2 separate regions of the Mus musculus genome follow, and region 2 is linked to region 1. A link is a loop called in an ENCODE intact Hi-C map of the cell type or tissue named here. Cell type or tissue: gastrocnemius. All regions are shown on one strand. Each heading gives the region's core, and the rest is flanking DNA. Links, peaks and the distances in the headings are about the cores only. Region 1 has its middle 42 kb from the start of Golim4. Region 2 overlaps Golim4 (golgi integral membrane protein 4).

What was found. Hi-C counts contacts between places; a loop is a spot of excess contacts. Peaks named below come from ENCODE experiments on the same cell type or tissue, not always from the same donor. Only the 100,000 strongest peaks of a DNase experiment are listed, where the experiment ranks them.
Region 2: a loop joins it to region 1, with 6 times the contacts of the local background. A loop is called at or near these places in 23 of 42 quality-filtered maps.

Annotation. Positions count from the first base shown.
Region 1 is chr3:75,993,256-76,005,464 of GRCm38, forward strand. No RefSeq gene overlaps it. Among named protein-coding and RNA genes, the nearest start is that of Golim4, 42 kb to the left of the region's middle. In gastrocnemius, for the core only: no CTCF peak of the experiment used is centred there; no DNase peak of the experiment used is centred there.
Region 2 is chr3:75,906,177-75,918,385 of GRCm38, forward strand. It overlaps Golim4 (golgi integral membrane protein 4), which reads right to left. Exons shown (of 16, transcript NM_001291069.1): 2 at 5,399-5,473; 3 at 3,833-3,882; 4 at 1,954-2,007; 5 at 223-373. Among named protein-coding and RNA genes, the nearest start is that of Golim4, 45 kb to the right of the region's middle. In gastrocnemius, for the core only: no CTCF peak of the experiment used is centred there; a DNase peak (open chromatin) is centred at 6,751.

The sequences.
Region 1 (12,209 bases), core at 4,672-7,171:
TGGCCAACTTCAAGTTACCAATCTAATAGCACTGAGTGCAGAGTTGGAAACTGAGAACACCAGCATTACATAGAATGGACATGTGGTGTGAGCATATTCTAGAGAGTATCCAACCATGTATATCTAACAGCTAGATCTACACAACCTCAGGGACTGGGGTGAACATGAAGTAACACATACCTTTTAAAGTCTACCTGGAAGGTTATTAACTTTCCCTCTCACAAGGAGTCAAACAAGACAGCTCACTTAGTTCCAGTTTACTTTACACAAACTACAATAGGCTTCTTTTACCTTTGTCAATAAAGTATTCACAATGTATCAAGAATTAAGGCCTCAACACTCAGTGCTTGTACTAAGTGTCAGAGCTTTGTCCACTTAACTCTCTTTTGTAGTGCAACTAAAAATATCATCCTTAAGCTTACACAGGTGTTGCTCTTGAATTATGGATATAGACTTCACTACTTACCGTCAGAATGTGTGGTGCATTGGGAAGTCAGACTGCTAATAACACAGCCACCCATTGATGTACATTCAGGAAGTCCATTAAACTCAAGGAGTCAAGGAAGAGAACGTGACAACTTGCTTCCTATCTATTTGCTTTTGGAAAGGTGACACTAATAGGCAGTTTTCTCTTTACAGTGACGTGTTCATATCTAACAAAAATGAATGCTTCTTACTCAGAAGTTATTTGTGTGGACTGTTACAACTATCTATACTTAAATTCGCTTGTAAGCACATCTAACAAAATCAATCTCGGGTTTCAGGAACTTGTCTTTAGAAGTGGGGGTATCAGCATCTTTACCAGATGCATGGAAAGTTGAAAGTAGAGATCACTTATATAACACAGTCAATCTTTGTGGCACATCTATCAGTCTTAGTAAACTTACTCCCCTCAATGAGTGAAGGAAGGAAATGTGGTTAATTGCTTCCTAATGGCAGTTAGGCTTCTTTTCCCTTTGTGTAATGTATTCACATGAAACAAGAAATGAAGGCTTCTGTAACTCCTTCCTTGGGTGTTTTGTTCCCGAATTCTAAGAAGGGGCAAAGTGTCCACACTTTGGTCTTCGTTCTTCTTGAGTTTCATGTGTTTTGCAAATTGTATCTTGGGTATTCTAAGTTGCTGGGCTAATATCCACTTATCAGTGAGTACATATCATGTGAGTTCTTTTGTGATTGAGTTAACTCACTCAGGATGATACCCTCCAGATCCATCCATTTGTCTAGGAATTTCATAAATTCATTGTTTTCAGTAGCTGAGTAGTACTCCATTGTGTAAATGTACCACATTTTCTGTATTCATTCCTCTGTTGAGGGGCATCTGGGTTCTTTTCAGCTTCTGGCTATTATAAATAAGGCTGCTATGAACATAGTGGAGCATGTGTCCTTATTACCAGTTGGAACATCTTCTGGATATAGGTCCAGGAGAGGTATTGAGGGATCCTCTGGTAGCACTATGTCCAATTTTCTGAGGAACTGCCAGACTGATTTCCAGAGTGGTTGTACAAGCTTGCAATCCCACCAACAATGGAGGAGTGTTCCTCTTTCCCCACATCCTCGCCAGCATCTGCTGTCACCTGAAATTTTGATCTTAGCCATTCTGACTGGTGTGAGGTGGAATCTTGGGGTTGTTTTGATTTGCATTTCCCTGACGATTAAGGATGCTAAACATTTTTTCAGGTGCTTCTCAGCCATTCGGTATTCCTCAGGTAAGAATTCTTTGTTTAGATCTGAGCTCCATTTTTTAATGGGATTATTTGATTTTCTGGAGTTCACCTTCAAAGTTTGGAGCTGACACGAGAGGATGGACCATCTAGAGGCTGCTGCACCCAGGGATCCATCCCATAACCAGCCTCCAAATGCAGACACCATTGCATATGCCAGCAAGATTTTCCTGAAAGGACCCTGATATAGCTGTCTCTTGTGAGGCTGTGCCAGTGCCTGGCAAACACAGAAGTGGATGCTCACAGTCAGCTATTGGATGGATCACAGGGCCCCCAATGGAGGAGCTAGAGAAAGTACCCAAGGAGCTAAAGGGGTCTGCAACCCTATAGGTGGAACAACTATGTGAGCTAACCAGTATTCCCAGAGCTCGTGTCTGTAGCTGCATATGTATCAAAAGATGGCCTAGTCAGCCATCATTGGGAAGAGAGGCCCTTGTTCTTGCAAATTTTATATGCCCCAGTACAGGGGAACACCAGGGCCAAGAAGTGGGAGTGGGTGGGTAGGACAGCAAGGGGGGGGGTATGGGGATAGCATTTGAAATGTAAATGAAGAAAATACCTAATAAAAATTGGAAAAAAATAAATGAAGGCTTATTATTTCGAAAGTATTTTTGCTATCTGTAAGAGATATGTCCATTTCTCTTTTGGAGAGGAACCAGCAAACTGATGAATGAGAAGAAAAACTGCTTAAAAATGTGCTTCTAGTTTCATGAGGTCCCATTTATAAACTGTTCATCTTAGAGCATGAACCATTGGATTTCTGTTTAGGAAAATTTCCCCTGTGCCAATGAGTTCAAGTCTCTTTTCCATTTTCTCTTCTATTAGATTCAGTGTATCTGGTTTTACGGACTCAAAGAGAGAGACTTTAGATAAAATTCCCAACAGTAGGGAAAGGGAACTTATAGAGCCCACCTCCAGCAGGAAGACAGGGCATCAAGTGAGGGATGGGGTTGCAATCCTACAGTCACATCTCTGACCCATAATTGTTCCTGTCTGAAAGAATTACAGGGATGGAAATGGAGAGGAGCCCAAGGAAAAGAAGGTCCAGTGATAGACCTAAAGTGGGATCCAGCTCAAAGGGAGATCCCAAGGCCTGACACTATTACTGTGGCTATGGAGTGCTCACAAAAAGGGATGTATCATGACTGCCTTCAAAAGACCCAACAAGAAGCTGAAAGAATCAGATGCAAATACTTGCACCCAACCAATGGACAAAAGCAGCTGACTCCTGTTGTTGAATTAGGGAAGGCTGAAAGAAGCTGAGGAGAAGGGTAATCCTGTAGGAGGACCAGCAGTCTCAATTAATTTGGACCCCCGAGAGCTCTCAAACACTGAATCTCCAAACAGACAGCATACATCAGCTGATATGAGGCCCCAACACACATAGAGTAGAGGACTTCTGGGTCTGTGTTCATTCAGAGATGATGCACCTAACCCTCAAGAGACTGCAGGCTCAGGGAGTTTGGAGGTCAGGTGGGTTGTGGGATAAGGGGCATCCACGTGGTGACAGGGTGGGGTGGGGAGGGGAGGAGGTATGGGATGTGGAGCAGTTGGAGGGTGGGAGGGGAGGGGTGGGCAATGGAATATGGAGTATAAAAAATAAATTAAAAAATAAAATTAAATTTGTAAAAGGAAGTACGTTGGCAACATGGCCATCTAACAAAGCAAAAATAAGTAAGTAAGTAAGTAAGTAAGTAAGTAAGTAAGTAAGTAAATAAAAATAAAATGTGCATCTACCCAGAAGCCCATAGAAACAGATGCAGAGACCCACAATGAAACATTAGACAGAGTTCAGTAAGTCTTGTTGAAGAGTTGGGGAAGTATTGGGGGACCTAAAGGGGATAGGGACTCCACAAGAAGACTAACAAGGTCAACTAACCTGAACTTTTGGGGGGCTCCAACCAAAGTGTGAGCATGGACTGGACCTACCCCCTCCTACGACCACCCTGCATATATGTCGCAGCTGTGCAGCTTGGTCTTCATGCCTGTCCTCCAACAACTGTAGAGTGGGCTGCCCCTGACTCTGTTGCCTGCCTGTGGATCCAGTTCTCCTAACTGGGTTGCCTTGTCTGCCCTTCAGGGAAGAGGATGTACATTGTCCTGCAGTGAGTTGATGTGCCAGAGTGGATTGATACCCAAGGTGGGGGCTCCCCCTTTTCAAAGGAGATGGAAGGAGGGTTGAGGGGAGGGGTTGTGTGTAGTAGTACTGGGAGAGGAAGCTGTGATTGGAATGTAAAATGAATAAATAAATTAAAAGTATGGACCATCTAGAGACTTCCATATCCAGGGATCCATCCCATAATTAGCCTCCAAACGATGACACCATTGCATACACCAGCAAGCGTTTGTTGCAAGGACCGTGATATAACTGTCTCTTGTGAGTCTAGGCAGGGGCCTAGCAAACACAGAAGTGGATGCTCACAGTCAGCTATTGGATGGATCACAGGGCCCCCAATGGAGGAGCTAGAGAAAGTATCCAAGGAGCTAAAGAGATCTGCAACCCTGTAGGTGCAACAACATTATGAACTAACCAGTACCCCGGAGCTCTTGACTCTAGCTGCATATGTATCAAAAGATGGCCTAGTCGGCCATCAATGGAAAGAGAGGCCCATTGGTCAGGCAAACTTTATATGCCCCAGTACAGGGGAATGCCAGGGCCAAAAAATGGGAATGGGTGGGTAAGGGAGTGGGGGGGGGAGGGTGTGGGGGACTTTTGGGATAGCATTGGAAATGTAATTGAGGAAAATACGTAATAAAAAAAAAGAAGGTATTAAAATGATTTTTGTTAGGGGCTGGGGAATTGGCTCAGCAACTAAGACTGTTACTCTTGCCTAGGAGTCTGTTTTCAAAGGTTTTTAATTGGAATTAATTTTATCTCCTCTTCCCCTTTTCTTCCCTCCAGTCCTTTCCTGCTGTCTCCCTCAAATCCTTCCCATGCTTCCCACATTCTAAAGTTCATAGCCTGTTTGAAAATTATATTTGATACACACACACACACACACACACACATACACACACATTATATATATGTATATGTGTTACTCACACACATCTATATATCTATATAAAACCTGCTCAGTCCATTTTTTTCTTGCTTGTGTGTATATAGTTTGAAGTCTGACTACTCTATTTTAGACAACCAATAATGGGACTCATTCATAGGAGAGACTAATTCTCCTACCAACAGTCAATAGTTACCTGTAGTTCTTTGTCTAGAGGTGCAAACCATGAAAAGAAATTTTCCTGCTTCTACATTAACGTTGTCATTGATTCTGCTACTGTTCTGGTCTGGTTTATGTAGCCATTTTTAGAGATACTGTTTATATAGCCATTTCAAAGAGGGTCTGTTTCACAGGAAACTTCCTGGTATTCTGTCTCTTACATTTTTTTTCTACCCTATCTTTCAAAATGTTTCCAGAGAACTAGATGCAGGAGGTGTGATGTATCCCTTGGGGCTAGGACCCCAAGATCTGTTCATCTCTTCTTTATGTTCTGTAGTGATTTTCTGTGCCTATCTCTCTTTTCTAGACTGGAACAGTACATAGAGATTGTTGTGTACCAGTTGTCTCTCAGGGGTTGAAAGTGGGCCCCTATTGCTGGTTGTCACCCATTTAATTATGGACACACAGTTCAGATTATTACAGCTATATCTGATCTGAAAGTCTCTTTCTTGTTGTCTAGCTTCTAGAGTTCTAGAAAACACTATGTAAGCTTCCAAGAGTGGGAAGCAATGAATAGTCCTACCTACCTGAAACACTTATGGACCACAGATGGAAATGACAAGCATGGCAATGTATACACAAAGGAGCAATAAGTGACACTCACATGTTGACAGTAACCATTGGATATCTTAGAAGACTCAAGGCTCACTAAAAAGGAGGAAAATCAGATCTGATACTGGAAACCCAACTTGCTTCTTGGACGTTGTAATGCTATGGACCTTAGAAAAATCAATTACTACCATCTATGTAATGCTAGATGAGCATTAATTCCTCATTATAATCTAAATTTTATTCTTAAAGTCTGAGTTGTATTTGCCAAGCAATCTTTTGTTTCCAAGTATTCACATGGTGGCTCACAACTGTAACTAGTTCCACAGAATCGGTTGTTTCCCCCTTTCTGTCCTCTGCAGGCCATGTGTGAACATATTGTGTGTGTATATATGTGCATGTGTGTGTGTAGGCAGAACATACAAAAATTTAAAAGACGAATAAAAAATACATCTTTTAAAATCTGATCTGTAAGTCTCTTTCTTATGGTCTAGCTTCCTAGCTTCATGGTTCTAGAAAATACTATGCAAGCTTCCAAGAGTGGGAAGCAATGACTAATCCTACCTACCTGAAACACTTATGGACCATAGATGGCAATGACAAGCATGGCAATGTATGCACAACTGAGCAATAAGTGACACTCACATGTTGTCTTATCACATGACTTATCTCATGGGGTCAAGGAAGGACACACATTCGCTTGTTCCTCTCTTCCTTTAAAGGCCACAAAATGCTGTTGTCATTGATTATGGAATGTTCAGATACAATGATAAGTGGAGGATTACTGCTCAGAAAATGATTGTACTGGCTGATACATATTTATTTGTCTACTTTCTTTTTGAGATTTCAAGTAACAAACTCAGTTTTGGGATACTGAGACTTTCCTTTTAAAGACATTGTAAGGAATCTAACACCAAGGAAAGTCTATAAAACAATCAACCTTTGATACATATTTAAAAACTTATTAAAGTTATTTCTCTTGGGACTGTAGAAATGGCCAAGAAAACATGCTACTTTGGCCAAATGTCCAGTTCTCAGTACACACATGATGGCCCACAATGGCCTGTAACTCCAGTTCCATGGGTCATTTACTGTTTCACAGTAACATGTTCCCATACAGCAGGAAGTCATGGGTTAGGACTGGGGGTTTAGCTCAGAGGGAGAGCTTGCCTAGCAAGTGAAAGGCCCTGGGTTCCGTCCTCAGCTCTGGAAAAAAAGAAAGAAGAAGAAGAAGTCCTGGGTTGTTCCGTAGGGAGTGTTTGTGCTAGCTTTTAGAGCTTTGTCCATTTATCTTCTGTTTTGTATACTACAGAGATGACTTCAGTCTTATGCTCTGGGCAAATTGCTTTTTAACGTAGCAATCCAGGCCTCTTTACTGCAGTGAACATTGGGTGGTGAACTGGAAGGAAGAATTCTTATGTAAGGCAGTCATCCACTGAGATACATACCAGAGCTTATTATGTCAAAGTGACAATGTAGAAGTCTTGTACATTGATTCTTAACTCATTGGTTTTTTTCAAAGTCTGCAAATAGACTTCTTTCCCTTTGACACAATTGTGTTCACATGCTACAAGAAATTGTGGCTTATTATTCTGAATATATTTGTGCTAAGTTTTCAAGTTTTTATTGTTTACTGTGCTGGCTAGATTTATGTCAACTTAACACAAGCTCGAATCATTTGGAGAGAGGGATTCTCAGTTGAGTAAATACCTTTCATAAGATTGGCCTGCAGCTGAGTCTGTGGTGCACTTTTAAAATTAGTGATTGATATAGAAGGACCCAACCCATTTTGGGTGGTGCCATTCTGGTTTGATGGTACTGGGAGCTATTAGAAAGCAGGTTGAGCAAAGCAGTAAGCGGTACTACTTCATGCCCTCTGGATCACTTCCTGCCTCTGGGTTCCAGGCTTGAGCTCCTCCCACGACTTCCCCAGATACTGGAAAATAAGCTGCAAGATGAAATAAACCTTTCCCCAGTTCCTGAGTTGCTTTTGGCAGTGGTATGGAATCCCAGCAATAAAAACTTCAGCTCAGAGACTTCCCTTCTCTTTTGGTGTAAAACTAACAAACTTAGTCTCACATTTCTGGGAGTGGGAATTGGTATTATAGACCTCTACCAATAGTTACCAGTCCAGGGTTGCATGGTTTATAGAAACTCATCCTGTAAGGTGTGTTCAAGAACCTGGTTAAGCAAACTTACTTATCTCAGGAAATCAAAGGAAGAAACACATTCACTGGCTTTGCTAAATATTTCTTTTTCTTCATAGACTAGAAGGGTTTAGTTTGCTGTCGACAACATCCTTTTTTACAGGAAAGAGATGAAGGCTTGTTCTTCAGAAAACATCTGTGCTGGCATTAAGAGTTCTCTTTTGCATTGTAAGTAACAAAATCAGTCTCAGGCTCCTGATATGTTCCTTCTTCGAAGTTACAGCAGAGTGAACAACGCAGGAGGGACTCTAACAAAGACACAATATAACACATACATCGCAGAAATGTACTAAACATACTTTAGTGGGGCTGCACAGAGGTCTCTGAAGTTAGCACTTGCTGGGGTTACATAGGATAAGAGTTTGTTTCCGGGATGCTCAATTCCTTCTGTACTTACATCTCCTCATTATCTGTTGCCCTCTTCTGCCCTCTGCAGGCTATAAATGTAAGAGTTACACATACATACCTGCTAGCAAATATGTGTGCAATAGCACTTAGTGTAAAAAAGAGGATATGAATTTGAAGGAGAGTAGGTAGGAATAGATTAGAAATTTCATAGTAGAATAGACATAATTCTGTGTTATGCCATAAGATACTCTTACCTCTTCTAACTGCATAATTATCTGAGTCTGAATTGTTTTTATGTATCAGAAGACACATAGATAAAAAGTTTTAAACTCTATATGTCATATTATTAGATATGGAAATACCATGAGTATATAGGCAACACTGATTGAACACAAAATACTAAATATATCTATAAGACAGTCAGAGGGTGGATCAGGACGACAATAAAATCTGGAGTGTAAAATAAAAATAAAATAAAAATAAAATGTTTTATTTTGAAAAAAAGTTTCAGAAGGAGAAAAGGAAAGGGAGAAATGTTACTATATTTTTAAACTCATAAATTTAAAAAGTGTTTAAAAAGAATGGAAAATTCATATGCATGAACTTAAAAATATTTTAAAATGTTACTTTTCTCAAGGTATAGAAGGAAATGTGTTTCACTTTCCACCTGATTGCATTTCAAAGATTATAATAGGGCCACTTTCACTTTGATGGTAATGTGTTCATGTGCAACAAGAAATTAAGGCTCTTTACCAAAAAATAATTTAGGCTACTGCTATTACCCCGGTTGCCTCCCAGAGGTGGAAGGTAAGTCTCTATGGTAGAAGACAATGCTCTGAGAAGAGAAGAGAAATTAGCTGGATGTGACCCTAAAACTTCCTTCTTGAGGACTATCTTTTATAATACTGGAAAATGTTGCCCAAACTGCCATGAAGGAGAGCACTGGATAGGCCTAACCAGCTCTGATGCTTATGGGTAACAACAATCACCAGCATGGCAGGATGTCCTTAATGGTGAATAGTGGTACTCATCTTGGCAGGAACCAACTGCTGTCTAATTGGATTTAAGTCCTCCTTACCATGAGGGACATCATGCCTGGTACTGAAAACCTAGTCAATCACCTGTGCTATAAGGTCACAAATCTCAGAGAATAACCTACTAAGGCCACTAATGCTAATAGTTTCATAAACTGTTGTACAAGTGTATTGTCAGTACTTATTTTTATACTCACAGACAGTTTTAGTTCTGTGTCCTCATCATAGAAGATTATGTCCACAGAAAAGAGAGAAAACCACAATTAGTCAAAATTCAGAGAACAACTGACTGTGCTGCTTGTCCACATTTGCTACATCCACAAAAACATTTATTCCCATGGTTCAAGGAATATTATGGAAGTGAGGGCACAAGGATGGTGAGAGACAGAGGGCCACAAAACCTGTCCTGAGATTGTGTCTTTTGGAACCTGACAGGGAAGTGAAATCCACAACATCTCCACATATGGCTGTGTAAACTTAAGGCATAAACAATGAAAACACCAGTTGACAAGCCGGCATTCATCATGGAGCCCCAGGCTTCAATAAAAGGCTACAGGCAGTGTAAGAATGCTTAGTGGCAGAAACTTAGTTATTCTCAGAAATGAACCCCCAATAGCTAGCCAACACTAAATGGTGAGTCCTAAATATATACATATGAAAACCACCAAACAGATGCAGCAGGTGCATTTATATATTTGCTCATGCAAAAATTAAAAATAAGAGGATATGAATTTGAAAGGGACAGAAGTAGGTGGACTAAGAAAGATATTAAAGGGAAATGAGTGAGTGGGTTATGATGGAATTATATTTTAAATACATAAAAATGGTCCCCTTTCAAGTGTACCCAAGACTATTACTAAACATGACCCAGGGTGTTACATAGGTGACTCAGTGATTAAGATCTAACAGAAAAGATGGGAATAAGACTAGTCTAATTTACTGATAGAGTGTTTAAGGAATGACTGAGGGTTTATTACACCAGGAAGAGATATACCATGGTCCTAAGGGAGACATTTATACCACATTATAGACTTAGATTTTTCAAAACCTACTTTAATAAGGGTTCATAAATGCTTCAACCTTGCTTCTAGCCCACCTACCAGAGGTAGGGGAAAAGAAAGGTTAAAAGGAAATGGAGGATGTGGGCCTGTTTATAAGAAGATTTTTGGTGGTGGTTCAAATATTTGTTGTCAGTATATCAGCAGTGCATTCCAAAACACCAAACACGAATCTGTAGCAGCAGCTTGATCCAGAAGAAACCAGGCGGAAGAGGCAAGAAGCAGCTGGAACTACAAGAAGTTCTCTGACACACTTCTCTCTGTAAGTTACAAGTGAAGACCAGTGAAGACCAGCAAAGCCTTGCAAGGCAAACTGACACAAGAGCATTGTCAGCGAATGCCAGTGAAGCACTGCAAGGCGAACCAATGCCACAGGGTTCCTCCACTCTCTGTGGGGAAATATTACAAACTCTCTAAACATCATGTGGCCTCTCAAGAGTCTGCTCCAGCAAAACAGCACATGGCCGTTCCCAAGACAGCTTCCAGAAAAACACAAGTCTGTTCTCAGCCAAATACCCGCCCATAAGACAGCTTCCAGAAAAACACCACATGTCTGTTCTCAGCCAAACACCCGCCCATAAGACAGCTTCCAGAAAAATCATCACATGACACAAATGAGCCTCCAAAGAGGCCAGACATTTCTATTTCATATTTGCCTTTCTGTTTAAAAAATTGTCTTATTCTCTAACATTAACAATCTACATACAATAGAAGCAATCATAAGACCCAGAAAACTAGAAACCTACACCAAATTTTAAATAAGCAGCTTACCCAGTCAAACAATACTAACAAAGGAAACAAATTTCTATACATACACAATAATGAAACTAAACAACCTTCAATTTCTATCAAGATCCTATCACCACCCAAAGCTTAGGAAACATCCCGGCAGAAGTGGTGGAGGAAAATTAAAACAGAGCCAAAGGGAACCAATGTTAGCAATGAGGATCTTCTGTAATAGCCCTGCTGTTGTGCTCACCATCTCACCCCAGCTATGACTGAGGTCATCAGTATCCCATGATGCCTGCGAGTTCATGAGGCTCCATGAGTTGTTGCAGGCCTTCAGAAATCATTGCTAAGGCAAAGGATGTCATTTTCTTCACTGGGGCAGCTACTGAGAAGTAACCAGTGCTCCAGTAAATAACTCCCCAACACACACACTCATGCTCATGCAAGCAGCCATACTTAAATTCAGTGGGTTATTAATAAGACAGAAAACCTGAGAGGAACTTATGGAGAGGGAAAGCAGTGGGAAAGGGAAGGGAAGGAGAAAGGGAAATGGGAGGTAAAAATTACTAAATATATGTATCAAGTTGTAGACTAACAATAGTAATTGAAAAAAGAAATGACTGTATTTTTATGATGCAAAATGATGTCATCAACACTCACAATCTGGCAGGTATAAATAGCCATTTATCAGGTAAGCTAGAAAAACGCAATATAGTAATATTTTAATTTTAAAATCTAAGAGTTATACACTAAGTATATCTATACTTCCTTCAAGACTGTGTTAAATTTACCACAGTAAAAATTAATCAGCAAATAGACTTACTGAACATTCTAAAGGTAGAGGGTAGTGAGACATCTCAAATATTTCACTTCCAAATAAAAAAATATGATCAAAATACCTTGTATGAAGTTATCAAAGAACAAATAAAATATTCTAAATAGATAATTTTTTTCTTCACCCAAACAAAGGAAGTATGCATTAAATATGTTGAAACATAGATGAAGAACACTTATTCATTCTTACAATCAGGACATTCCACAGGATTCAAATAAGCTAGAAATATGGAACATTTTAATAGCTTTTAATATGAAATTTAAATATTTCTACTAGCCCAATTTAATGTGTTTTAGCTATATATTTATTTTTGATAAAATTTAAACTCCCTAAAGTCCAACTTACCAATTTTCATTTTGCAGTTCATATGTATTTCATTCAAAGACTATTTGCCTAATCAAAACTTACAAAGATATTTAGTTTTTCTTTTCAAATATGTGTGCAATTTACTATTATTTTCAGGTGATTATTTGCATGTTACAGGATTATATTTAGGGTACTTGCCAA
Region 2 (12,209 bases), core at 5,303-7,802, 86 kb before region 1:
GGTGCACAGGCATATGTGCATGCAAAACACCATTTGCATAAAGCAAAAATTAAAAGAGTAAAAACGGACTGGATTATTTATAAATGAGATTGCTATTCCATGTGATTATTAAAGTTAAAAGCACAAAATAATCTAAAGGCCTTAAAGAAGGTCAGGACCACAGTGCTAGTGTGCGTTCCTGTTCAAATGGTGTACAAAGGCATCTCTGGCCCTAGCCAATACCTTTTAGCTTAGAAAGTTCTTGTTCCTTTTCTTGCTGAAGCTGCAGGTATCTCTGCTTGTGGTCATTGAACGTTCTACTGAAGTCTTCCCCTTGCTTCCGGTGTTCCTCTTCCAGGTCACTGTGCTGCTTCCTCAGCTCCTCATGCTGACTCTGCAAGATGAACACTTGACAGACAGGGTCTCTAAATCATGCAGCGTTTATTTCTTCACCGAGAGGTCTTTCTCGTGTCAGAAATGTGAGAGTGCATGGTAGAATAAGCTCAGTTCTTAAGGTTGGGTTCTGTCTGTTTGTCCCTTTCATTTCCTGTACTCTTCAAATACTTGAGTAGTCTGAGATCAAGTTCAAACACAAACCTCCTCTTGGTTTTAAACATCAATATGAGTGAGAAGCTAGCCCAAGCTATGAAAAAGGGGGGCGGGGAATCTGAGGCTATTTCCCTGTAGTCAAATTATCATAGAAAGGAGATAATACGTTTAACCTTGGCTACTTTGTGTATTTTCTCTAGTGAACAAGCAAGATCAAGGCTTCAGAGTATTCATGGGAGGCTCCAAGGATAACTTTAAACTAAGTTACCTAAATATGAAACTGCTCAAGACTCTTCATCGTATGGTATTTGCATGTATCTACCACCATGCTTTCAATCCTTTTAGATTACTTCTTCTTCCTAATTCAAGATAAATGCTACGCGAACCACTGATGTTATATTGACTACAATATCAAAGAAATAATGGCAAGAAAATTCTGTTTACTTTCAATATGCACTCAATTCTCTTCTAGATTTTTTAGAAATACTCAAAGGCAGGAGCATTTACCACGAAGGGCCGCTTTATTCAACATTTCTTTGATTTTCAGTTTAGTAGTGACCCATTTTGACAGTGACTGCAGTAGTGAAGAGGCAGAGGAGACCATCTTGCCATTGGGGAAAGTAATGAAGTGTTTCTAGAATTCATTTTCATTCATATGATTTCATATCGGAATTCTACAACATCATTACAAGTTATTTAAATTCCACAGTCTCCAAATGCTTATGTGGCAGAAAGGCTTGCTTTAAGTACTGCACTCCTGAAGATGGGAAAGGTTCTAGTTTGAACAGAGGGTGTGTGTCCTACTGATGTGAATGGATAGAAAGCAGAAAACTAGCACCCAGGACTAATGTGGGGCAGAGACCATGGGAGGATTTGCACATGGTGCTGAGTGCTACCAGGCTGATGGAATCAATGAATTGCTTACTTTCCCTTTTGTGCTTTAGATCTTCCTTTGGCACTTAAGAGGGAGTTTTTCCTAAGTCCCAAGGAAAGGAAATATTAAAAATATAAGCTGTGTTCTTCAAGTAGCTAAAAGTGCATCTCTTAGACAGTCATTAGTAACACAGACAAAGCTTTGGGGTTCCACACACTCCATTCTGTGTACAATAAAGGAAAAACCACTGTGAGAGACTAAATAAAGCACAAACTCTAAAGACATCAAAGAGAACAAATATTTAAAAGTAGGTAACCTGAGAGCCCAATTATTATATTAAAAAGTAGGTAGTACATTAACCACATTTTTGTAAAAAGAAAAAAAAGTAATAATCATGGGAGGTAATAAACAATCACAATTTTTAGACAACTATGACAATATTCACCAAGTCAACTTTCTCGAACCCTTCTTGTTTATATTAGACATTGTTAACCATTTCAAATGTCGTCTGCTCCCTTCTTCATTCATACGGGACAGTTTAGGTTACTTACTTTCAGCATCTGATGTTGGACATTCAATGCACTATATCTGCTATTGGAATCTTGCTGTAAATAAAAGAAAACCAAATTAATAAAAGATAGCTCATCTTGTTCTTTTGTTGTGAACAGCTTCCTTCCCTAATAAAAGATTTTTCATTTTTGCTTTTGTAAGCTAACATAAACTCTGTTAGAAAGAGCATGTCTTTAGGGACATTTCTTATTTATTTATTTATTTATTTATTTATTTATTTATTTCGCACTACTGGAGATTGAACTCAGGACCTTGCATATACTAGGCAATCACTCTACCACTGAGCCACTCCGTAACAGAAATGAGGTTTCAATTTTCTTCTGGATTCCTAAACTCTGAGTAATAAAAAGATTAGACACACAATCATAAAATGATAGGTTGACAGGATGCTTAGAAATAGTTTGGGCTTATTTCTCATAATCCAAAGAAGCCAAGATGCCCAGCTACTCAATGAACTTCTGAAAGTTACTGTGCATAACTAATATAGGGTGTAGTGGTCAGGACAGGTGGGAGGGGTGGGAGATCCATCAGTTAAGAGCAAACTTCACCAGTTCAGGCTGTCTTAATAGAGGAATCGAAAGGGCTCTTCCCTCAACTTCAGTGGGTATTCCCATAATCTTTATTGTACCTCCACAGTGAGAAACCAGAACCAACACCAGTACTTTTACACAGTACTAAAGGGAGAGATGCAGCCTGAACCCCAGCTGATGAGGGCTGAAGTCTCCCTTCTGATGCCACATTCTAGAACATCCCTGTGATCTAATGGAGCAGCTGTACAGACAGCCCTTCTGGTACCAACATCCGAGGCTGCCACTCGCTACTCTAGGGTGAAGGTCTAGCACAGCACTCTCCGGCTGTGCTATCACCACACAGGGGCACTCCCGGGTTTTCTTCTCATAGCTCCTAAAATAAACTACACTTCTGGTTCATCATTCATCCCCTGCCTTATTCTTTTTTTATTTTTTTAGTTGATAAGGAAACTACACTACAAAATATACAATTGGGTGCACCGAGGTCTGGTTCAGGCTTTTAAAAGCAACTTAGAGTTGAAAGTTGAAAACATCCTCTAGGCAATTCAAAGAACAGACTTTCCTCAGCTTTGAAATCACTAAACACAAATGTTTTATTCAACTAACACTCACACATTTCTGTAGGGTAAGACAAAGACTGGCTTTTCTCCAGCGAATTTTAACTTTAAAATATTTTTAAATGCCAATACCACTCATTCTGTCCATAATTCATCCTTCAGATTCCTGCAATGTGAACACTAAGGCAGTTAGTTCTCCTCCTTGATAGTACTCTGTAAGCAAACAGAAGTCTTTCATGTCAGAGAAAAGAGACGCCATGAGCAAATCAAAGAGGGAATAAACATGAGCTTCCCTGTTGGCACGCACAGTAGCACACACCTATAATCCCAGCACTAGGGAGGTTAAGGTAGGAAGATCAGAAACTCAAAGTTATCCTCTGCTACTCAATGATTTAGACGTCTTCTTGCATACATGAGAACCTGTCTCAAATCGAAATCTAGATCCAAACACAACCAAACAAACCTCATGTGCCACAGAGAAGCTGCCCCAGTTTATCACTAGTCATCAGTAATGCGACAAGAAGTAAGAAAAGATAAGTTTTAAATAAACAATGTGTACAAGTTTCTCTCTTGGTTTCCTTCTTGGTTTTTTTTTTTGTTGTTTTTTTGTTTTTTTTTTGTTTTTTTTTTTTTTTTTTGGTAACAAAAATGTATGTCCACCCTTAATCCATTTATGCTGGTAATAAATGGAGTAAAATTTTTTGCAGTGGTATTTTTATCTCCCTTAAAGTTCATGAGAACAAAATAAAAGCCAAAACAGAACAAAGCCTTACCCTTCCTTTGTTAAGTGTTTCTTGTGCTTCTAACTTATAAACAAGGAAATCTAGGAAAGATAAAAATAGAGAAAGTAAAGTATAAGTTAGTCTATTTAAAAACCTTTAAGCATCTCTGAGAAAAAAATGCTATATACTTTACTCAGATTTACAAAAAGATAACCAGTTTTTTTCAAATCAACATACCTAGTGATTTATGTACATCATGTTACCTCTGGAAGCTTTGGAAAACAGATGACAAAGCTTATAGTTTTCCACTCTCCCTGCTGTCTTCAAGCCCTGCATCACCAGAATCGATGGCAAGTGACTAATAGCACACTTACAATATCTCTGTGAAATCTGCCTTTGAAAGCGGAGAGGGTGCATTTGAGACAAGGGTGATTTATAGCTACCCACTAGAGGGCACACTAAATTCCTTCAGGAACTGAAACGGCAATCAAGCCGTCTTTAATGCTCTGAAACTTTATTATCCACTAGATGGCTCTATAAAAACACTCTGCAATGGAAGACCTGGCAAAGACAAGTCTGAAAGCATTTCTCAGAATGATTAAGTCTGTGCATCCTATGAGTCAGGAGAGGGTTACATAGTACCCAGCACCCACCCCACACTCACCAAAGGAGCCAAGGGTTTACATTCCAAGATTCATCACAAAACATGAATGCATCAGACCTAAGAGTGCAGATAACTTCCAGTACTTGGATGCTAGAGTGTATGCTTGCTTCAAAAGCTCTGACAAAAAGCAATGTGTTAAGTGGTAATTCCTATCTGAACAGCTGGGCTAGGCAAATGTTTCATGAACTTATAGTAACACCTGCTTCATTCAGAAGATTCCAGGTAGAAGGTCAACTCACTGAGTTACAAACTTACATAAACAGTGTCATGTTCTAAACAATGTATGTTTTCCAAACCCCAACCATCAACAGAGGTTTGGTGCAGTGAGGGAATGTCAGGGTGGGAAGGAAGGAGTGGGTGGGGGTAGGGGGGGCACCCTCATAGAGGCAGGGGGAGGGGGCATGGAACAGAGGGTTTCCAGAGGGGAGGCCTGGAAAGGGAATAACATTTGAAAGGTAAATAAAGAAAATATACAATAAAAATATTTAGAAGGGAAGTCATGTGTTAATTTTGATATAATTTGTATGGCAATGTACACAGTCCATGAAGGCTGCAGAAACAGAAGGGAAAGCTTCTAAACACAGTCCTGAGCCTCTAATACAGCCGGTTCTCTACAGGAATGAAGGAAATGAAGCCCTTTGAGTCATGACCTGGTGATGAAGCTCACACATCTTCCACTTGCTATCTGTCTTGAGTTCCCAAAGGAGAAGAAAGGGCTACTTCCCCATGACAAAGACTATATAAAATGTCTGCACTGTGTATAACACATTTATTGACAGCTCTTTCTCGGCCCACTTATAGCACTGGCTTCAGGCAGATTTGAGAGACAGCTTAACAACAACAACAACAACAACAACAACAAAATACAAAACCAAATGCATCATAGTTCAAATTCATGCTACATCAAAGAAGGGTAGGAGGAAATATCAGGGCACAAGCTCATATTGTCTTACCTTCCTTTGCTTTCTTGTGTTCAAGCCTTTCTTTTTGCAAAGATTTCTCTAATCTTGATCTGTGTTCATATACAACTGGAAGAGAAAGAGTTACATTTGTCAGGGAACTAAAGGGTCCAGAGTAAAATTAGCAGCAATTTTTAAAACTTAAAACAGTATAGGGCACACATCCTATTAAAATAAAGTCATAAAGGTTCACATTTAGGGTAAAGAAAGCAGGTAGATCTATTTAAAGATCCAGATTTGGGGCAAACAATACACATGTAATTAGGCATGATTCTGGGTGGACTCCCTAGTAACACTTACATGTCAGTTAGCTAGAAACTTTTCCCTCTGCTCCCTCTGTGTCTCTGCGAGGTCCACTGTATCTCTTCCCAGGCAACTGTGTCCATTTGCATGACTTCAATTGCTGGCCACAAAGCAGTTGCTCTCTCATCCACACGCCCTGCTCTAACATCCCTGGTAAGTTACCGGAGAGAATTTCCCACTCAGTATCCCTGATCTGCAAGGTTACTGTGTTCTGCATCTTCACCAGTGTGAGCTAGACCAATTGCCATCAAAACCGAAGCAGCACACCAGTAGAGTATTGGAGCCCACACATAAAAGAGACACAAAGAAAGAAGAGGGAGAGACACCCCAAAGAACCTCTGAAAGAAAATGCTCACAAAGAGTCAAGTTCACTAACCACGATAGCAAACTGATGTCTATTCTGGAGGGATTTCCTGCCATCTCTGCGTTCTGCTTATAGATACACTCTAAAGAAGTCAGGTGGGCGGAGAGAAGGGAGGAAGAGATACTGTGGACTGAGCAAGGGAACAGTGCTCACCACAGCTCTTAATGCACTGATGGATGGACATCTGCAGCAAGCAGAAGCTGCAAGTGAGAGAAACTTCACCTTGGAGTGAATGAAATATGATTTATTCAACCAGACTAGATCAGATACAATAATCGGCAAACCAGTGACATATGTACCAGTTAGTATAAGCTATTGAAAAATAGTCAGGGGCATTTCATTTTGTTTTAATTCCCAGAGGACACTGAGAAACCAACAAATGTCTCTCGGACTGTATCTGGGAACGGAAGCCTCGGTTGCAGAGTGAGCAGGCAGTAAGGGCTGAGAAAGGGATAAATTCAATTTCAGATGTACCCTCCAAGTCCTGTTCCCTCAGCATTATGTCAACTATGATCTCATTCTCCAGCAAGCTAAGCCAATTCCCTTACTCCATTCTTTGATCAGACCCAAGCACCCCTTGGCTATATATAATTCCATCATCTTTGGTCAATAGCTGTCTGTGTACAACACAAGAACTGTCTTCACATAAATGGCTGCTGCCAAAGTTGTCAGGAGCCCAGGATCTCCTTCCTCTCTCCTGCAATGATTGCAGCTGCTGCAGGGATTGCCTGTTTCCCCTCCGCTCTCTGTCACAGTTTCCTGTTACAAGTGACCGGAGCTCTCCTTCCTTTGTCACCTAGACTGGTACTAAAAACCCCACCCTGAATGATTGCTGGACCTGGGCAAGGAAAGGGAAAGGTAATACTAGTATTTATGATATGAATACTGTTTATCCACTGGCGGTAATATTACCCTATTTCTTTTTACTCGAAAAATCCCCTTGAAAAGACCACAAGGAAGCATTTTCCTCCATTTCATTAGAATCTGGAAGCCCATATATCCATAATCGTTCATAAGTATTACAGATAAGAAAGACCAGGTAGGGTCTTTTTGTCTTTCTAGAAAACGTGATCACAACACACACACATAGACACACACACATAGAGACACATAGACGCACACAGACACACACACACAATTATTTCACCATGCATTTCTCAGGCTTTTGAGCTGGCAAACTATCCAGTGGGTTTATTGTTTCTGTTGGAAAATAGACTGCTAATCAATCCCTGTCACTCATCTCTATTTTCCTATTTATACTTTGAAGGGCATTAGTCAAGATGAGCTAAGGCTACACAATGGCAAAGAATGGATATTCTCACAGCCACAAGCAAGTCTAGTAGGGGACTCATCTCCCAAGTTTGTTGAAAGAGGATATACTATTTTCCAGGCAGTAAAGAATGGAAAAGGGGCTCATTTCCATTTAAAACAAAACAAAACAAAAACAGAAAGGAAAAGCTCACAGGGATTTAAAACAACATTCAAGAGCTTCCTTCAACCATTTGGCATTTTAACACCAGCTTTCATCTAAAAGTTACAAAAGAAATGCTGTGTGCATTCATATCTGGGTGAAAGACTATTTTCAGAAGTTCAGAGCAAAACACTCCAACTCAGAACAGAGAAGCAAATCTTCTCAGCTGGAGAGAGAGAGTTCAGTGGTACGAGCTTGTGTTGCTCCAAGCTTGTGTTGCTTCGGCAGGGGACCCACCCAGGTTTGGTCACCAGAACCCACAGGATGCTTCACAGCCATTAGTAACTCCAGTTCCAGGAGATCAGCACACCCTTTTCTGCTCTTCACAAGCACCAAGCATGGTTGTGGTCCATCTACACACCAGCACAGAAAACCACTCATATGCATAAAATAGATAAATATTTATTTATTTATTTATTTACTTACTTACTTATTTATTTATTTTAAAAATAACATTTAAAAATCCTGCAGAAAGCATCACCAAATGTCTTCACTCCTTAAGCTCCGGGGATGGGGGCAACAGTGCTTTGGCAGTACCCACAACAGTCTGTGATTTTTTTTTCTCCTCTCCAGATCTGACTCCAATAATCTACCATTTTACCTTTATAAAACAGGGGCTAAAGCTTGGATGAGAGTCACATATTCACCTGGTAGGTTTATCATTAATCACATTTTAAACGAACAAATCTGTAGCAGCAGCAGCAGCAGCAGGTCAAAAAAGTTTTGATTACCAGTTCTCAGTATGCCGAGAGAGCAAGGAGCAGTTATTAGATGTCTACTTTCATGTTAGACCAGCTTCTGTCTCAATCTAGTCAGAGAGATATAAAAGAGTCTAGTAGCTTGAAATCAAATTGAGATTTACAACTCTGTGAGCAGGAAGGTTCTGGGAAGTGTTAATTGCCCCTCTTCCGTGATGGCAGAACTATTCCCCCCATTAGCACATGATGATATTCCTTCCTTCCCTTACTGTGTTGGTACGCGCAATGTACATGAGACTGGGCTGTTAAAAAAAACATTAAAAATGGAAATTTAATTCAAAGCAATACATATCTCTCAGAACAGAGTGGTTTAAAAGGCTTTTGAGTAACTTCAGTTCTAAAATCATTTACTTAGGATAATTTGTATGTGAGTGTGTGAAATTCACATTCCTATCCATCCTATGGATGTGTGTGAGTGTGCATTGAGAGACAAGGCAGACAACAGGAATCTTCTCTGATAGTTCTCTGTCTTGTTCTTTTGAGACAGGACCTTTCTCTGAACACGAAGTCTGTCTATTGAGTGAGGCTGTCTGACTAATGAAATCTAGGGGATCCCCCTGTGACACTGGCACTGTGGGTATATCAGACATGATCCATGGCTCCTGGCTCTTTTTCTGGGTTCTGAGGAAGTGAACGCGAGCCTTCATGTCTGTGCAGGAGGTACTTCGCCAACCGAGTTCTCTCCCCAGGCCCATTACGATAGTTTAAGAACTACCTTGACCTGTAGGACCAGTGCACTATAGTACAGAAGATGGTGAGTCAACAGGAAGATAACATTACAGATGAATTTTCTAGTATCTTTCATTCTTGCTTTTGTAATTATACTCCATACAAAGTCTGAGCATGAATACAGAAAATCTTAGAAAATCCACAGCAAATGAGTACCTAAAGGAACAGCAGAGACGCCTGACAGGTTTGATCCACACACTGGATCTTCCCTTCGGCTCCCAGGACAGGGAGAGGGCACCAGTGAAGCAGAGATAAGGTGCTTCTGCCTGGTCTCCCTTCTAGGTCAAGGATGTCATCTCACTCCATCCCTCGAGCATGCTGCTAAAGTTTGGATTTTGAATGGATTCCAAGATCCATAGGCTCAAAGCTCAGTCCTAGAGTGACACCAACGGGAGGCAGTGGAACTTTAGCAGGTGTGACCTAGTGAGGGTCCCTCAGTCACTGGAATGTTCTGTGAAGGCGATTTCTACTTGTTCTTGGCTACCAGTAAGAAGTTATTTTCCCCCCACCACATGCCAAAAAAAGAGAAAAAAAAAAAAGAAAGAAAAAACCAACAACATACAAATAAACAAAAAACGTCAAAACAAACAAGAACAAAGAAAAAAAAAAGCAAACAAAAAGTAGGGCCAAGCATTGTAGTCTGGGACTTTCAAGACTGAGCCCAAGCAAACATTTTCTCTAGAAAAGCTAATTGTCTCGGGTATTTGCTGTGCTGGCATGAAGGTAACATACATATCTTCTATTACAACCTTCCCTCCCTGGGGTATAACTTATACTTTAATTTGGTTGTTATCTAACTCTCCTGCGTGTTTAAGACCCAGTCTTTGGGGTAAGGCCTTCTCATGTCTTCCATTCATATTCTCAGTGATTCATTTATTATTCCTCTCCCAGCCCCTAGCCTTCTTGCTTCTCCCTGAATGTGGGAGAACCACATTAACCCAGCAGAACACTCTTTTTTCTTCACATATCTGCATAAATGGGTTCTGAGTTCCCTTCAGGTTCTCAGGGCTGGGGAAGTGGCTCAGTGCACAGGAGTTCTTATTGGCCTATGATGCGCACCCATCTGCAAACCACTGAAAGAAACAGAGGCTGTGCTGGCAGACTGTTTGTGGAAAGTCTTCAAAGCTGAAAGAGAAGGTCCAGCTGCACAGGAGTCTTGCACTGTACAGGGCAAAGCTCCATTTTAAAACGCATGCATGGTTGTACAGGCACAGGGGTTAGAAGTGTACAAGCTCTGACAATCGAAACAAAAGTTACTCCAAAGAAAAACATATTGTATATAGACTTTATGCAGGTACCTTCTTATCTCAGCAGTAGTAGGATTTCAGCCCGACTACTTTAAAGTATTTCAAGAAAATAATGAAGACAAGAAAAATAAGAAAGAAGTAGGTAAGTGAAGGTGGGGCCAGAGGAGTTGTTTCTAGACCTTCAAAATGATACAGAGATACACACAAACCCCCTTAAGTTGGGGTAAGCATATGTTATGGTTTGAGTGTAAAATGCCCCCAACAGGCTCATGGTGTTTGAACAATTGATCTCCAGCTGGTGGTGATGTTTTGAAAGATTGTGGGGTGTTAGGGAGCAGAGAAAACTTCAGAGAGCATCCCCACATGCTGTCTGCTCTCAGCTTCCATACAGGATGTACAATGTGCCTAACTGCCTTAAGTGCCTGTTCCCAAGGCTTCTCTAACATGCTGGGCGGTATCTCTCTGAGCTATCGGCCAAAATAAACACTTAATTCTTTACGTTGTTTGTCTTCAGATATTTGGCTCCATCAACAAGATAAGTATCTAATTTGGAAGTAAAGGCACAAGGGTTTTTATAAAGAAACAATGGATCTATGTGATTGAAGCAAGCATAAAAGTCAACTTTCATAATCATCTAACTATTTTACGCGTATTTGCCTCCACAGACACTTTGCATACTTCTACCAAAAATACTAAAGTTCAGTATTCAAATACCAGTTCTTATGTGGTTTCTATATAACAAACGATATTTATTGATTGCACACTATGTTCCAGGCATTGTTCTGACACCTGGGACTATGGCCACAAACAGATATATTTTTGTAAGTCTGCCTTCTAGAAAACAGTATTCTTGTCTGACTGAGACATAGACATGGTGAATAGTGAACAAAATAAATACTATATTATATGGTAATTGAAACAGCAAGATAAAGAAAAAATACTGAAAGATATTGGAAGTGTGAAGAGGGATGGGGAGGCAGGTTTCTCCTTAAGAAGGATTCATTGGGGGCGTGGGGGCTTAAGCCTTTAATCCCAGCACTCGGGAGGCAGAGGCAGGTGGGTTTCTGGGTTCGAGGCCAAGCCTGGTCTACAGAGTGAGTTCCAGGACAGCCAGGGCTACACAGAGAAACCCTGTCTCGAAAAACCAAATGTTGCGGGGGGGGAGGGGGGGCGAAGAAGAAGGATTCATTGGAAGCTAAACTTAAAAGAATTATAGAGATGCAGAGAGAGAATGTGAGTGCTGCAGACAGAGAAGGCAGATCAGAAACATGCTTGTGCTAGAAGACATGTCCAGAGGTCTGAGCGTCTGATTATGGTCAGCCTCGGGGACAAGGGTTTGGAGAAGGGGAAACATTGCGTAGGCCTCTAACTTTGATCTTTACTCACGCGGATATGGGGAATCATTGGTTTGTTCTGAGCAGAAACGTGATGGGAACTTTGTATTAATGAGGCTTCATGGAGTACAAGATACAATCGGGGAGTGGTATTGTGTAGCTCTTTCCTCCAAACTGAAGCAATCTTAGCGGAAAGGAGGAGTCTCAAGATCCTAGAGCTAACAAAAAGTGTGTGCGGCTCAGGAGCTCAGTCAGTTACAAAATCCACACAGCTGCTCCCCAGGGAAGAACACGAACAACTACTGCAGAGAGGAGACGTCACTGAACTACGTGTAAATCATACAGGGTGGTCTACGGATGCAACTTTGGGGGGTTAATGCATGCTAAGAGTAGGCTGTTTGCTGATATCCCTGCCCTTCAGTCACGCATGCTCATTAATGTTACCCCTCGTCCATGTTCCTGTAAGTAGCGCCCCTTATCTCACTGGAGCACAGAGACAGACCAAGCCTGTCAACATTTTAGCACAGAGTGGGAGGGAGCACGGGGGGGGCCTCACTCCCGAGGAGCTGTCCATAGCTGATAGCTTCTAGGAGAGGGAC